Linked DNA regions of Mus musculus: region 2 is linked to region 1. A link is a loop called in an ENCODE intact Hi-C map of the cell type or tissue named here. Cell type or tissue: gastrocnemius. All regions are shown on one strand. Each heading gives the region's core, and the rest is flanking DNA. Links, peaks and the distances in the headings are about the cores only.

Region 1 (7,565 bases), core at 1,562-6,561:
ACCAGCTCACGGTTGGCCCATAAGTCTTGCCACTCCCCAAAGAAGCCTCTTGCTAGATCCCCTAGGCCATGGTCACCCAATGATTCGGGTTCAGCAAACAGCTTCCTCTGGTGTCATGTCTTCCCTAATGGAATGACTGCTTACCATACCCAGTTAGAGGAGAAGTGCTCTGCAGATCGAAGCTGGCTGAGTCAGGCCCAGAAAGGAAGGAAAGAGATCACCCCAGTAGGGAGATTGGCTTAGGGAGGCTTGAGAAGGGTCATGGCGCAGGCGGAGGGTCTGTTAGTGTGTGAGGCAGAGGACTAGTCACATGTAGTAGCTGGATACTAAGTCTGGCAGTCTGTAAATGGTAGTGTCAGAAAAGCGGTGGCCTGGTCTGCAGAAAGTGAGGGGAGCAGGGACGAAATGGGCAGAGCAGGTCCCCCTGCCACCATCTCCTAGCCCTGAAGGTGGGATCCTGTGGGAAAAGCCTCAGAGACTGAAAGAACTAGGTCGGTATCTCCGTTAGGGTTAAGCAGGGACATAGTTGCAGTGCTAAAGTCTCTCCACCAGAGGGCGAGAAAGCCCCACATATGAGACCTAAAGGACAGTGGTTGCAGATCAGAATTAGGTCTGCATGGGGAGAGCGTTAGACTGAAGAATTAGGCCTGCCTATAATCATTCTCACCGAGAAAGAGTAGGCAAACGTTTCCCAGCATCTAAAGCCACATGGAACAGAGCATAACTTGTGGGCGTGCTTGCCCTGGTGGGGTGACACTATAAGGTACCCACCCCTCCACCCCACCCGGCTGACACAGGAAAGATCTCATTTGGATCATGTCAGTTCTCCACTTCTCTGATTCATTGTTCAAAATGGGGGGTTAACTCCAATTTTATCTGAGAGGACACTGGCCCGTGAGAGCATCACTGGAGGTGTCAGGGCCACACCTTCTGCTCTGAGGACCCTGGAGACGGATCACCACTGCTCATGGGCCTGGCTGAGGGGCCTGCCTTTGTTCAGTTGTAGGCAGGACAGTCTCAGAATCAGACTGAAGCCAGGGCAGCTGCACAACACGTTGACCCTAGGGTTCATCATCCTTGATATGAATATTAAAGACCAGCTCTTAACTAAGGTCCATCATCAGGGATGATGTCAGCGCACCAACATTCTCTTGAGAGTGAAGGCAGCAGAGTTCAGCAATGGCAGTGGTGGGGGCTCGCCCTCTCTCTGTCCCTTGAGCCTGAGCACTGGTTTGAATCATGGAGGGAAGGGAGTCCTTGTGAGTAATGAAGGGAGATGGGAGAGGCCGTGAGATCACACAGTCTTTTTTTTGTAACATCACATTTTTTATTGATTACTTGAGAATTTCATATACTGTACCCCAATCTCACTAGGCCTCCCAGATCCAGCCCTCAACTCTTGTGACCTTATCCCAGAAAAAAGAAGAGAACAAGAGGAGGAGGAGGAAGAGGAGGAGGAGGAGGAGGAAGAGGAGGAAGAAGAAGAGGAGGAGGAGGAAGAGGAAGGGGAGGAAGAGGAGGAAGAGGAGGAAGAAAAGGAGGAGGAAGAGGAGGAAGATGATGAGGAAGATGAGGAGGAGGAAGAGGAGGAGGTGGAAGAGGAAGAGGAAGAGGAGGAAGAGGAAAACCAAGGACATTGTGTATTGCCCACATACTCACTAGAGCATGGTCAAACTCCCAGTGGCCAACCTCTGAAAGAAAACTGTTTCCCCACCCCCACCCCCATCAAAAGCCATCAGCTGTGAAGAGTTATACTTCAGCATCTCCATCAGAATTCTAAGAGTTCTTTTCAATGGCTTCCTGTCTAGAGTGTTTCTTTTTTGGGAGGGGGTAGGCGTGAGGGTTGGGGTGGGAGAGGTTGTCACAGAGGACATCTATGTCTCTCAGTCTCAGCTGTGAGTCTGCAGTCATCACGCCCACTGCAGAAGAGGCTTCCTTGTCCTTCACAGTCGGGACATGGGTCATGGATCCCCACATACTTTCTGGGGACACACAGACCCACGGACATCAGCACAGACCTCAGCTGTAGCACAAATTACAGACGCCATCGTGGTCCTCTGCGGCAGCACAGGTCACAGGTATCAACATGGCCTTTAGTGGCAGCATGGGGCATAGACACCAACATGGTCTCCAGTGGTAGCACAGCCTATGGGCATCAGCATGGCCCTTGGCATGGACCACGGACACTATCATGGATTCAGGTGGCAGCACATTTATACAGATCTGTATAAATATTTTCCTCTCTGGGCATTAAGAAGCAATCCAGAGGAAGAACAAGTCAGACACTTGTCTCCTCTTCCATGATCTGTGGGACAGTAAACCATGCCAGGAAGCTTGGTGGGTAGAGCGGGTTGAGACCCCGGAAACTCACACCTGAGATAGAAGGTGCCTCCCTGCTCCCTGCTAGATACCTGGTCTGGAAGACCTGCCACACTTCCCACATAAGGAAATGTGACCTGTGGTGACGTTCACCTAGAACAGAGTTCTCCATGCTAAAGAAGTACCTAGAGGCACTGAGAGTTTAGCCAATAAGCTCCCCTTCCCAGACATTCCTCCCTGCAAATGGTATTTAATCTCGGGTTCATCCACCCTGAGAAGAAGATATGAATATTTTCCAGGATGAACAATCAATAAATAGTTTGGAACCTAGGACTGTCTCTTTCATCTACCACCGTCATGGGGAGCACGGAGCAGGTCTTCGCCTACAGAGCCACACAGCCTAAGTCTCCCATAGGAGGGCCCTCTGGGCCCTCAGACAACTGCTGCTACCTTCGCCAATGAGCAAAGCTGGAGCGCCCAGCCCCAGGCCTGGTCGACATGCCATTCTCAGCCTGTCAGCCCCCAGTGGTTTTAGCCTTGCTGTGGCCCGTGGACCCCTGACACCTTGTTCCCGACTCCTCTGTGTGGTTCTCTAGCAGCGACTAGATGCTCAGAAGTTAGGGAACACCAGCTTCGGCTTGCTCACATCTCGGACTGTTTTCCCACCCCCAGAGCGGTGTCTCTGTGCTTCCCTGAAGCCCAGCACCTACCAGGCAGCAGCGTGGGTGGGATAAGCGTAGTCAAGCTCCCTGCGTTTCTCTTCCCAAGCGGCCGTGCCCTGCCACGGGGTGGGATGCGGACCCACAATGGTCCAGGAAAGAGGATGCATTTTGTTATTGCACGTGGCTGACTCAGACACAGGGAGGAGAGATGGGTCTGTTCGATTGGTTTAGTCTTGCCACAGTCTAGGGAGGGACTCTAGAGGAAGAAGACCCGTTGTAGCTAAAGCAGTGCAGGAGAAAATCAGACCACATCAAATGGCATGGAAGGCTGAAGAAGCTGTCCAGGACAGAATCTGCCTCTGAGAGAAAGAAACGGAAGAGGGTGAGTTTTTTAGTGAAAGAGGTGATCTAGGTTATGGTGGGCTTGGGGCAGCAGCCACATTTCATCAAAATACCTCTGTCCTCTTCTGTTGGTCACATGTGGGGAATCCACAGGAGTGCACGTGACACAGCAGTGACTGGAGCTCCAGCCTTGCAGCAGGGTCTGTCCTGAGGAACCTTGGGCCTGATTTGCAGCTACGCTGGGAGGGACCTCCCTTCTCTGAGAGACTGTTGCTTTCTCAGGTCTCTGCAACACAATTTCCCATCTTCTACAGAGTCACAGGTCAGCATCGAACATAGCCTCTTTCAGACCACAGGATCCCTTCACCAGGTGACAAGTGGGGTCCAGGAAGACCGGACAAGGACCAGGTCTTGTATTGTAGGTGTTCTAGGGCCTGTTAGAAACACAAAGTAACATGTGTCAAAGCCCTAGGACTCCTTCAGAGTCTGGCTATGTAATGTTTTCTGGGGGGAGGTGTGGGTGAAGGGGACAATCTTTGATCTTCCATTTTCAGTTGTGCAATGGAAAGGCCCCACCCTGTCCCACCCCACCCTGCCCTGCCTTCAGGGCTCTTTTTGCAAGGTGTGATGCCAGTGACTGTGAATACACTGTGCCCTGTGTAGCATGGTGCAGACGTGGAGAGTGTCATATTCTTTCTTCTGGTAAAGTAGGACCCCTCTTTCTCCCCCTTGAATCTCCTCTGCTGCCTGTCTCCTTGTTTTTGTGAGATGTCATCTCTCTTAGGGACAGTCAGTCCCATGGTTTCAGGTGAAGCCACCAAGCCTGTGTATCTATTCCCCATTGAAAGGTGAACGGAGGAAGGGGACAGTGCCCTTCTAGCCTGGTCCATTTTCTCTTTGGGACTAGCTTAGACGATTCTCGAGAGTACCAGCAGGGGGCAGTGGCACCTCACATCTCAGTCTCCTGCCTATGCTTGCAGGTCATAGCGCTGGGATGGGGCAGGAAAGCCACCTCATTGAGCAGTGTGTGTGGTGTTCACCAGGCAGATCGAGAATGTCTTAATGACCTGTGCACCTTGCAATGGATTGCCCAAGAGCCCGGTGTGGCAGCACCATGCCAGCAGTCAGGCCTAGGCATAGGCACCGATTTGCTTCAGGAGTAGAGGATGAAGGGAAACTGTTCTGGAGAGCACTAAGTGATGGGGAGGCTCTCAATGCTGCCCATGGGGCAGCTGGTGTCCCACTGAGACCCGCTCTAGAGACAGTGGCCACAGATGAGGCTCAGTTGAGCCCAAAGGGAGCCATCTGCCTGGGTCCTCTACAATTTACTTCTGAGAGCAGATGGTGACAAGAGGCAGGCCTTGAGGGAAGGCCCAAGCGGGACACACCAGCAGGACCATCGGCTTCCCTACCAGTGTCTCTTCTTGGCCTTCCTACTCCACTCAAAGTCTGCTTCCAGCTCCAGCCCCTGGCCCCAGATCCTAGAAGCCTTATCTTATGCCCTCCTCAAACTCCACCTGTGGACTTCTCTGTGCCCAAGGTGTGACTACAGGAGCTACTGAATTAAACTTACTACAGCATCAGGTCCTGGTGACTGTTCTTCTAATTTAGCACCTGGGGCCCGTGCAGGATGATGCTCCAGGAGGGTGTATGCTGACCCAAGAGGGCTTGGTCCAGGGTTATGGGGACTAACAACTGATGAAGGTTAGGCTTCTCCTCTTTGGCTTAAAGAAGCTTTTAAGGAGCCTTAAAGGGTGTGTGTGTGTGTGTGTGTGTGTGTGTGTGTGTGTGTGTGTTTGATCGTATTGTTCTTTGCCATCAGAAATTATAGCTAGCCCTGTCCTGAGCTTTGCAAGTCTCAACAGCTCCTCAAAGGTGGATAGCACAGTCTTCCCAGGATTCCCCTCCCTAAGCGGCAAGGACTGAACATAATGTTTACTCAGATCTGAGACACGCACCAGGCCTCGGGATATTCTGGGCTGAGGCTGCAGGCTGCAGGCTGTTTTGTTCTCTTTACTCTTATCTTCCTACTGCCTCGTGCCACCACAATTGCTAAAGCATTTACTCAGCAGCATCCGGCCACGCAGTCCTTAGCTGAACCCGCGTGCACATATCTCTTTAAAGTTTTTACCATGTGCTAACACCCTTCCTCCTCTCGTGGATTGCTGTCATATTCTAGGCCCCACGAATAGTCAAGCTTTACCGTTATGATGAGATCCAGATGTGGCTCCAGATGTGGGGCTAGGCAGAGGGTTAGAGGAGGGTGGGAGCAGATGACAGGGGAACAGCACCGGGAGCAGGCTGGGTGTATTGCAAGGCAGATATGGGGATGAGCGTGGGTCAGAACAAGGCAGGAGGTAGCACAGACTGCAGGGAGTGGAGAGAGCGACCGGTGGGCCAGACCAGGGAGAGGGAGGAGGCAGGAACAGGAGGAGGCTCATTCCTTGATGAGGAACTCTGGGAAAAGGGAACCTTTATGACTGGGACTTGGTCTGGAGGAGAGCTGGTGGGAGCACCACCTTGTGGCAGTCCATAAGAGAGCCTAGAGTTCAGGTTTGGAACTAGCGGGCTTGAAGTAGCTCCCCAGGGGCCTCAGGTCTTAGCTTCAGCCACAAGCCCAGTTTTCTGCTGTTGGTAAGAGCAGCCCTACATGTGGTCTGAGAGCTTGTGTGCTTTGCACATCACTGACTGGAGGCTGGACCAGGTGTTCTCTGGGAAAAAAAAAGACCGAGCCGTGCCTTCAAGGAGCTGCTGCTTAGGGAGCCAAAGGTGGGTCGGCGGCACTGGTGTGTGTGTGTGTGTGTGTGTGAGAGAGAGAGAGAGAGAGAGAGAGAGAGAGGAGGGGGGAGAGAGAGAGAGAGAGATATGTCCAGTCCTGAGCATTTCCTGCATGCACCACGCTGAGCTCCTCCAGGGCTGCCAGCCTGGCCCTGGTGTCTGTGTACCCTAACCTTACCCAGGCAGCATCTCTGCCTTTCTCTGGCCAGGGGTTCAAGACAGCTTTGTTCTGTGCCCCTTTCCTGAGCCTTCTGCTGGGTGCCATCTGCAGAATGAGTGCCATGTTGACAGTTGCTAATGGCTATACATCTTCCAGGTGGGAACCTTGAATAGTTTAGCATAAGACCGTAGCTGAGCAGGCAGGGTTGACGAGGGGACATTGTAGGATTTTTTTTTTTGACTCTATGCCCCTCACTATGTGGATGCTTATGCTTTCTGCTTAGAGGCCGATTTGTCCCCACCCAAAAGTCTGTATTCAAGATTGTAGGAGGTCTGTAAGGAACTGGGTTCTGCTTTTTATAGGTGTTGCTGAGAGCCTAGAGGCCAAGCAGGGCTCTGGACTCCTGATTCTCCTTTGCTCTGTCAGTTGAGTGTGGTGTGCCTTCCCACCCCGATGGGAAGACAGTAGTGGAGTCGTCCTTATCTTCCCCTTTCTTCTCTCCTCCTGTTCCTTCTCTTCTTTCCTTCCTTCCTCAGCCCTCTGCATCTTGCCTCCCTCCCTCTTCTCTCTTTTTTGTCAGTACTGGGGACTGAACTCAGGGCTCTGCATATGCTAAGCAAGTAGTCTACCACTGACTTATTTCCCTGACCCCTTTGAAGGTATGTGTGCATGTAGTGTGTGTGTGCACGTGTGTGTGTATGCGTGTGTGTGAGATATGAGCTCACCTATGCACATATGGAAGCCAGAGCTCAAATTTGGCTATCTTCCTCTGTATCTCCATCTCATTTTTTGGGACTAGCTTGCTGACTCCTGGAGCTTTCCGATTGGCTAGGTTGGCCAGCTCTGGGTTCCCCCTGCTTCTGTCCCATCAGTGGTAGGGTTACAGGTGTGTGCCACTGTGTCCGGTTCTCATGCGGAGGCTTGGGATCTGAACTCAGGTCCTCATGCTTAATCGATAAGCACTTCACCCACTCAGCCATATCCACAGCGGGCGAAGACTTTTTAAGTCTCTTTCTACCCTTTCCTCCTCAAGTTCACAGAAAATTCATTTTAAAAAAACTTACATCTTTCTTCAATTATTTGGGCTCTTTAATCTCTAATCATTTGCTCAGTGTCAATCCTATAAATTGTTCCCAGCTCTTGCTTCTCAAGTGAAACTTTAAATTGGACACATTAAGAGTTTGGGGACTTTAATGAGATGATTGCTACTTGGGTTCCACATGTTTCAAAAATCTTCCAACAGATTGGTGACTTAAAAAAATGAGTGTTTTCAGATTTCTTCTCCTCTTATGTCAGGCTCTGTC
Region 2 (7,565 bases), core at 826-5,825, 180 kb after region 1:
AGGGACGATTAGGCCACTGAGAGACACACGGGAAGATCGTCTCCTGAAGTGTCTCGTATCCCCTTTGAACTCATTTGGGGCCTTGAATTTAAAGGCGCACAGGCCAGCTCTAGAACAGGCTTTTGATCTCCTGGGATGCAGGGATGGGTGGGTAGTAAGACAAGCCTCAGGAGGGAGTTTCCAGGATCCCCGTGGCTACCAGCCCACTGACACATCTGAATGATAGGCTTCGGGACTGTGGCCTGGCCAGACTTGGACGTGAACTCCATCAGAAGAGTAGTCCTACTCTGGAAGAGTCCAGCTGCCCTTTTGTTCTCTGGAGAGCAAGCTGCATAAGCCATTGGATCTGTAGTAATGTCAGCCAGGCCCTTCCATGACATTCCCTTCACCATCTCTTTGTCTAGCTTTTTTTTTTAAGTACTAGTCTAAAGGAACACCTTGATGGTGAGGATTGTGTCTTGTAACACTTTGTAGCTAAAACATAGCTGGCTGCCCTATCCTCTTGCCCCTGTAAGCTGAGTGGGTAGGGCTTCCTGTAGACCTCAGTAGCTACCTTACCTCTAGTATGAGTGGCTATGTGAGCAGCTGTAGGTCTGTTCATTTTCCAAGGCTTTGAACAGTCACCTCAGACCATAGACCCAGGGATTGCAAATCAAGAAGAATGCACTTTCCCAGGGCTAGAGGACAGATGTCCAACATCAAGGCATCGCCACGGTTGGTTCCTACAAAGGGCTCTGGGGGAAATGTGTTCATAGCCTTTCTCCTACTTCTGGTGGCTACTGGTTGCCCTTGGCATTCCATGCTGGTTGGTGATAGCGTCCCTTTGGTCACTGCATCCTGTGACATTCTTTCTTTTGTTTCTGTGACCCTGAGTCTGCATATGGCCTTTTTGGATCAGAAAGGCACTGTTTAGTGAATTGGTCTATTCTTCGATTTGACTTGATTATAACCACAAAGCCCTTATTTCTAAACAAGGTCACAGAGATAGGGGTGGTCAGGAAGTTAATAGATCTTTTTTATTTGCTTATTTAAAAATGTAAAAAAGATTTAATTTGTTTTTGTATGTTTGAAAGTTTTGCCTGAGTCTGTTATGTGCATCACGTCTATGTAGTACCCAGACAGGCCAGAAGAGGGCACCAGATTCCCTGGGCCTAAAGTTACAGGCAATTGTTAGTAGGCTTGTTGGTGCTGGGGATTGAGTCAGTCCTCTGGAAGAGCAGCCAGTGCTCTTAATGGCTGAGCCATCTTTCCAGCCCCTTAATATGTCTTCTTAAGTTGTATAATTCATGCCATAAAAGAAATCCTTGAACTTACCAAACACTGTTCTGCCCATGAGAAGTTTGGTACATTAGAGAGGGCACTGTGTGCGCAAGAAGGAGCTTAGACCCCCAATCCTAAAGAGTGGATCCTGGGTCCCTTCTCCTTCCTGTGCCTTAGTTTCTCTTCACAACAAAATTATCTGTTGACATTGCTGAAGTAACTGCCATTTCTCTCATTCCTTGAGCTTACATTCATTTTGGATTTAGCCATTCTCCTGCCTCAAGGGGAGAGAAGAAAAATATATCAAAAGAAGGCATTGGGCAGAAACAAATAACCAAAGGAGAAACAAGGAGGGAGAAAGAACAAGGAGAAAAGCACCTACATGCAAAGGGTGTGTGGGGCAGTGTCACCAAGGGGTCCCTGTCCCTGTCTCTCTTTGTTTCTCTGTCTCTGTCCCTCTGTCTCTGCCTCTCTTCTCTATCTTTCTGTCTCTGTCCCTCTTTCTCTGTCTCTCTGTCTGTCTCTGTCTCTCTGTCTCTCTCTGTCTGTCCCTGTCTCTGTCCCTGTCTCTCTGTCTCTATTCTCTGTCTCTCTATCTCTGTCTGTCCTTATCTGTCTCTGTTTCTCTGTTTCTGTCTCTCTGTCCCTGTCTCTTTCTGTCTCTGTCTGCCCCTGTCTCTCTCTGTTTCTGTCTCTCTGTCTGTCCCTGTCTGTCTGTCTCTGTCTCTCTGTCTGTCTCTGTCTCTGTCCCTGTCCCTGTCCCTGTCTCTGTCTGTCTGTCTGTCTGTCTATCTGTCTGTCTCTGTCCCTGTCTCTCTGTGGTATTTAACCTTGTTTGCTCATAATCTGGCTGCAAATAAATATAGCTTCCTAATAAGCAGCAGAACGTTTCCCCTGGCTGCATACAAACTCCTGCTTTACAAACCATTATCTCCCGAGGCTATTAATTTAGAGCCTATTGTGAAAAGGACTGCCAAGGCACGACCTGTCAGAGGTGCTCTCTCTCTCTCTCTCTCTCTCTCTCTCTCTCTCTCTTTCACACACACACACACACACACACACAGAGAGAGAGAGAGAGAGAGAGAGAGAGAGAGAGAGAGAGAGAGATCCTTTTCTTTTACTCCTTTAAAGAGGGCAGTCTGCAGGTAGAATTACGTTTTGGGTCTGTAGCCTCAGCTGTCCTCTTCACGCTCCTCCACTGGGCAAAGACACATGGCCTTGATGTAGTTACACGCACCCTCTGTACTTCCAGGGCCAGTGATGGCAGCTCCCACTTAAACCCTAGTGTCCCATGAAGTCCACAGCCTGAGACACTAGGGCATCTCTTGACTTCTCTGTGGCTTGCTCTAAGATGGAGTCTTTGTGTTGAGATTTCCTCAATCAAACCACCACAGTTCACGAGGCTGAAGTGCTGGTTCCATTCATTACCAGATGCCACATTGTCGCCTCTCAATTCATATGTGCCTTCTTCCACCTCAGGGGCTATGTGGTTGGTGCCTTTTCCATGACTTCTGATGTGCAACTGGTAAGTAGGGTTGCTAAAAGAAGCAAAGAAAGATCCTGATGTCTACCTATGACATTGTACTTTTAGCTCAACAGTGAGGTTTTAGCATAAGTGTATCTTAAATATTGCATGGACTCACTTGGAATATATATCCACACACAAATACATATATGTGTATATACATACACACACACATATGTAATGTATTCACATTGTTCTTTTAAAGTGAAAGTGAACTGGGCATCCTGAGTGTTTTCTGGTGAGCCCGGCAGTAGGGGATGCTGAAAAGATGCTTTGTTTTGTTTCCTGAGTCTTGGGTCTTGGATATCTGTGAGACCCATTCTTTCCCATCTCTGGACATTTCCAAAAGAAAGTAATAGCTCCCCCTGTTGGCTGTCAATGCCCTCTGTAGAGAAGGAGTCAAGTGAATGCCACAATAAATAAAGATCCAGACTGGCCTTTGGGAATATGGCTGCCTGCTCTGTGATTGGTCAGCGGGAGCTCCATGCACCTGCCCGGCACATGCATCTTGTCACAGGTGCATCTTGTGACATGCATCTTGTCACAGGTGTTTATCTTTTGCCATTACGACTCCAGAGAAGTGGGACAGTGAGATGTGAAAGCCATCAAAATAGGGAACATCCCAGCAATCAGACGTCTAAGAATCTGCCTCAAGGAAATAATGAAAGCTGTGTACCAAGATTTATGGCCCAGGACAGCCATCCCAGGGCTGTTTATAACAGTGAAATACTGGAGACTCTAAGGGTCCAATAATGGGAGAATGGTAAATGACAGGGCATTCTTAGAGTGGAATATTATGTGACAACTAAAAATGGTGGTGTTAGAAAAATCTTTTTCTGACATTCCAGTGTTACTAATACAGAGAGTAAGAAAGCATGATACATGGCAATGTGATCTTAACAAGTCTAGAAGGAACCAACTTACCTGGCAGGCTCTGCCTGTGGAACTGAAGCCACTAGAACCTTTCCAGTGCTGTGGTGGGAGGCGGGGAGACAAGGGGCCAAAAACCACATCTTCCATTATAAAGTTGTGTTTTCCACACATGTCTAGATGATAACATGTCTGTGAGTATGTCTGTATGACCTGGGCGCCTCACTGATACCTGTACCCATAACCCTGTCTTCTCCATGCCTGCCATGCTTCTGGTTAGCCTTTCATGTCTCAAGTTCTACCCTTGTCAGCTCTTGGCTATCATTCTGCTCTGCTGCCTACTCCCTGAAAGAAAACCCCTCCCTCTCTGTGTGGTATATATGCATCTCTCTCTCTCTCTCTCTCTCTCTCTCTCTCTCTCTCTCTCTCTCTCTCTCTCTCTCCCTCTCTCTCTCTGTGTGTGAATACTTGCAGAGGTTAGTTCAGCCCTTTCACCTTGATACTGGGTCTCTTGTGTTTCACTGCCTTATATGGCAGGTTAGCTGGCCTGTGAACTTCCAAGGATTCTCTGGTGTCTACTTCCCATCTTGCCATAGGAGTGCTGGGACTACAGATACACACTGCTGTAACTGGCTTTACATGGGTCCTGAAGACTTGAACTAATGTCCCTAAGCTTGAATAGCAAGTACTTTACCCACTGAGCCATCTCCCAACCCAAAGGATTTTCGAGACAACCTCTAGTGAATGGTGTACTTAAAATTTAAACTTTTTCTTACAGTAGTGAGGATTGACCCTGAGGATCAGAAAGCATATAAGAAAAATGTAACTATATATGTAATTTTTCAAAAATTGCATTTGTCTTTGAGACAGGCAGTTTTTAAAGTTCCCACACACTCTCTCAGCCAGCCCCTTGCTGTCCTATTTTGTTGCCATCTTGTGTTAGTGAGGCACTGACCACAGTTGGTGATCCAATATCCATACATTATTAGTAAAGTCTGTAGCTGACATCAGCATTTACTCTGTGTGGTTTGTCTCATGCTTGAAATGTATAAAGAATGTTGCGGTCATCACAGACTTAGGCAGAGTAAGAGTTCGACTGTCCTAGGAATCCCCTAGGACATCCCCATCCCGTCCCAAAACAGAGGTTCTCTTTCGATCTTTTATACTTACTAATCTTGAGGGTGGAGCACACAGGCTGCTGCATGTGCATGGAGATCAGAGGACAGCTGGCAAGAGTCAGCTATCTTCTCCTACTGTGTGAGTCTTGAGGAGCAAACTCAAGTCAGCAAGCTTGACTGCAAGTGACTTTACCTACTGAGCCATCTCAAGTCAGCTTTTAAAGTATACATCTTAGCAAGTGAACAAGGGCCAGTGAAACATGAACAAATTATTGTTTTTAAAATCAGGGCATTACCTGGTGTGGTGCTTATGCCTAGAATCCCAGCACTTGAGAAGCTGATGTTAGAAGACCACTACTGTGGGTTTGAGTACAAACCTGGGCTACATAGCGAGTTCTTGACTAGCCTGGGCTGTAGAGTGAGAGTCTCCCTTGAAGAATAGTGTGTGTGTGTGTGTGTGTGTGTGTGTGTGATTTCTGACTCTTGTCTCATGTGTCTCAATAAAAACAGGGACTTCCTGTTTCGTAGACTTTAAAGTTCTATAAATGTTTGGTGTTCATACAGCTTAATTATAAAGGACCTTTAAATAATGGAGAGATCGTCCCTTCTCGAACGGTTTAAAGGCCTGCAGCTGAGAATCCATAATCGCAGTTCCCCCACTTTTCTGGCCTGGTGCCCTCTATACCCAGGCACCTATCCACCACTTTCCTCCCCAGGCTGGATGCCTTCGAACCATTCCTTAACTTCGGGACCCCCACCCACTTCACCTCATCCTTTAAGATTTGATTAAATGCAATGCGTTCTCTAAAGACTTCCTGTTTGGGTGAGAAATGGCTTCTTCCCGGTGCCTCTCAAACATCCTGCTCATGGGTTTTCATGCACTTGAAATAAATTCGTTCGTACCTCTGTCTCCTCTGTAAGTGTATCTAAGGATAGATAGCTTTGGAAAAGGTCCATATACTGTGTATGGTATTTTGAATGAAAGTGGCCCCGTAGACTTACCTCAGGGGCACTGTTTGAAAGGATTAGAAGGCCTTGTTAGAGGAAGTGTGTCACTGGGGATATGGCTTTGGGCTTTCAAATGCTCAAGCCAGCTCCAAGTGCCCCTCTCTTTTCTTGCTGCCTGCTGGTCCAGACCCAGAACTCTCAGCTACCTCTCCAGCACCATGTCTGCCTGCTATGCTCCTTTCCATGATGATGATAATGGACTAAATAAATTTCTGAGCTGTAAGCAAAGCCCAATTAAATGTTTCCGTTATTAGTTGCTGTGATCATGGTGTCTCTTCACAATAGAAACCCTAAGATACGATGCCTATTAAAAACGTTGCTTAGCCAGACATAGTGGCACACACCTTTAATCCAAGGACTCATAAGGCAGAGGCAGGTGGAGCTCTGCCAATTCTAGGCCACCCTAGTCTATGCTGTAGTAGGTTCCAGGACAGCTAGAGTTAAAGAGTGATATCCTGTCTCAGGGATGGCAGGGGGGACGGGGTGGGGTGGGGTGGGGTGAAGGAATAGGGTGGGCATAAAAATGCTTCTTGTAGATAAGTAAAAGTGTTTGTTGATTGAAACAGTATTAGCATCCCCAGATGAAGGCGTTTTTCAGCAACTCTTTATTCAACACTTACAATGGGTCATATACCATTCTAGGCACTGAAGAAGCCCTGGTGGGAACAAAACAGAGAGGCCTCTGCTCTCAGGGAATTCTCATTCTTCTGGTGGGGGATAAGTGATAAGCAAACAGATAAGAGAATCTTAGAACTAAACAGATAATATCACTCATTTAGTCATTCAACAAATACTCATTAAGCTTCTCTCACATGTGAAACATTGTTCTAGTTGCTAGGGAACAAAAACGAAGATTCTGCCTCCAAGGACACGGAGATAAAAGAACATGACTCGGTGGGCTGTACCGTCAAGGCAAATATCTAAAATGAACAGCTTGGGACTTTAAAATGAAGAATAAACAACCATTTTATAAATAACAAAGAAGCATCCCAGACAAGGAACGATCAGGAGAGAATTGCTCCATTGAGGAAGAGAATGAGGTGCAGAGGCTCCGGGGTGGGATGAGCCTGTGTGTGGACTGTGTCTGGCCTGTTTGTCTGAGGTAGGGGGATGAGCCTGTTGTGTGGGGTGTGTCTGGCCCTTGTGTCTGAGGGGATGCGATGGTAGAGCCTCGGGAGACTCTCGGGTGTGGCAAAGGCAAATGGCTTCCTGGTGCCTCTCAAACATCCTGTTCACGGGCTTTCATGCACTTGGAATAAATTTGTTCATACCTCGGTCTCCTCCGTAAATGTATCTAAGGATAGATAGCTTTGGAGAAGGTCCAACTAGATTCTAGTTGTGTGGGAAGTTATGGGTTCCTGATGAATGAGTGTGTTTACCTATCCCTGGAACTTACTTCTTGAGATGTATCTCAGGGCATTTGGTGTGAAGCTCAGAAGTGTATAGAAGTGTGGCTGCCGGTGATCACCGGGTAAGAGGCTCATGAACAAGTCTTGCTGGTCTGCCTGAGACAGTCCACCAGACTAGGCAACCACCTGCATCTGGCCTTGGAATTAGAATGGAAGAGGTCACTGGATGGTGCAGGGGTGACCTCAAGCCAAGAGAAGGATGCTCACTACCACAGTTTGTATCCAGCTCTAAGACTAGCCCCCCCTCTCTGCTCCAAACGGCCTTAGTGAGTCATGTGTCCTCAGCTGCTGGGTTGGGGGATGGGCTGGCATGCTGACCAATACAGCAGAGGATAGGCTGCTCATGCGAAAGGCATCATTGACTCTCTGGTTCTC

The links. Peaks named below come from ENCODE experiments on the same cell type or tissue, not always from the same donor. Only the 100,000 strongest peaks of a DNase experiment are listed, where the experiment ranks them.
Region 2: a loop joins it to region 1, with 4 times the contacts of the local background. A loop is called at or near these places in 11 of 42 quality-filtered maps.

The regions. Positions count from the first base shown.
Region 1 is chr6:31,660,398-31,667,962 of GRCm38, forward strand. The region is part of intron 1 of Gm13846 (a long non-coding RNA gene); the gene reads left to right. It overlaps Gm13848 (predicted gene 13848), which reads right to left and starts at 5,734. Exons shown (of 3, transcript NR_152155.1): 1 at 5,527-5,734; 2 at 3,437-3,757; 3 at 1,823-3,340. It overlaps Gm13847 (a long non-coding RNA gene), which reads left to right and starts at 5,763. Exons shown (of 4, transcript XR_868938.3): 1 at 5,763-6,092. In gastrocnemius, for the core only: CTCF peaks have their summits at 4,258 (motif pointing right) and 5,854 (motif pointing left); a DNase peak (open chromatin) is centred at 4,278.
Region 2 is chr6:31,837,655-31,845,219 of GRCm38, forward strand. No RefSeq gene overlaps it. Among named protein-coding and RNA genes, the nearest start is that of Gm13847, 180 kb to the left of the region's middle. In gastrocnemius, for the core only: CTCF peaks have their summits at 1,117 (motif pointing right) and 3,147 (motif pointing left); DNase peaks (open chromatin) are centred at 1,129 and 3,162.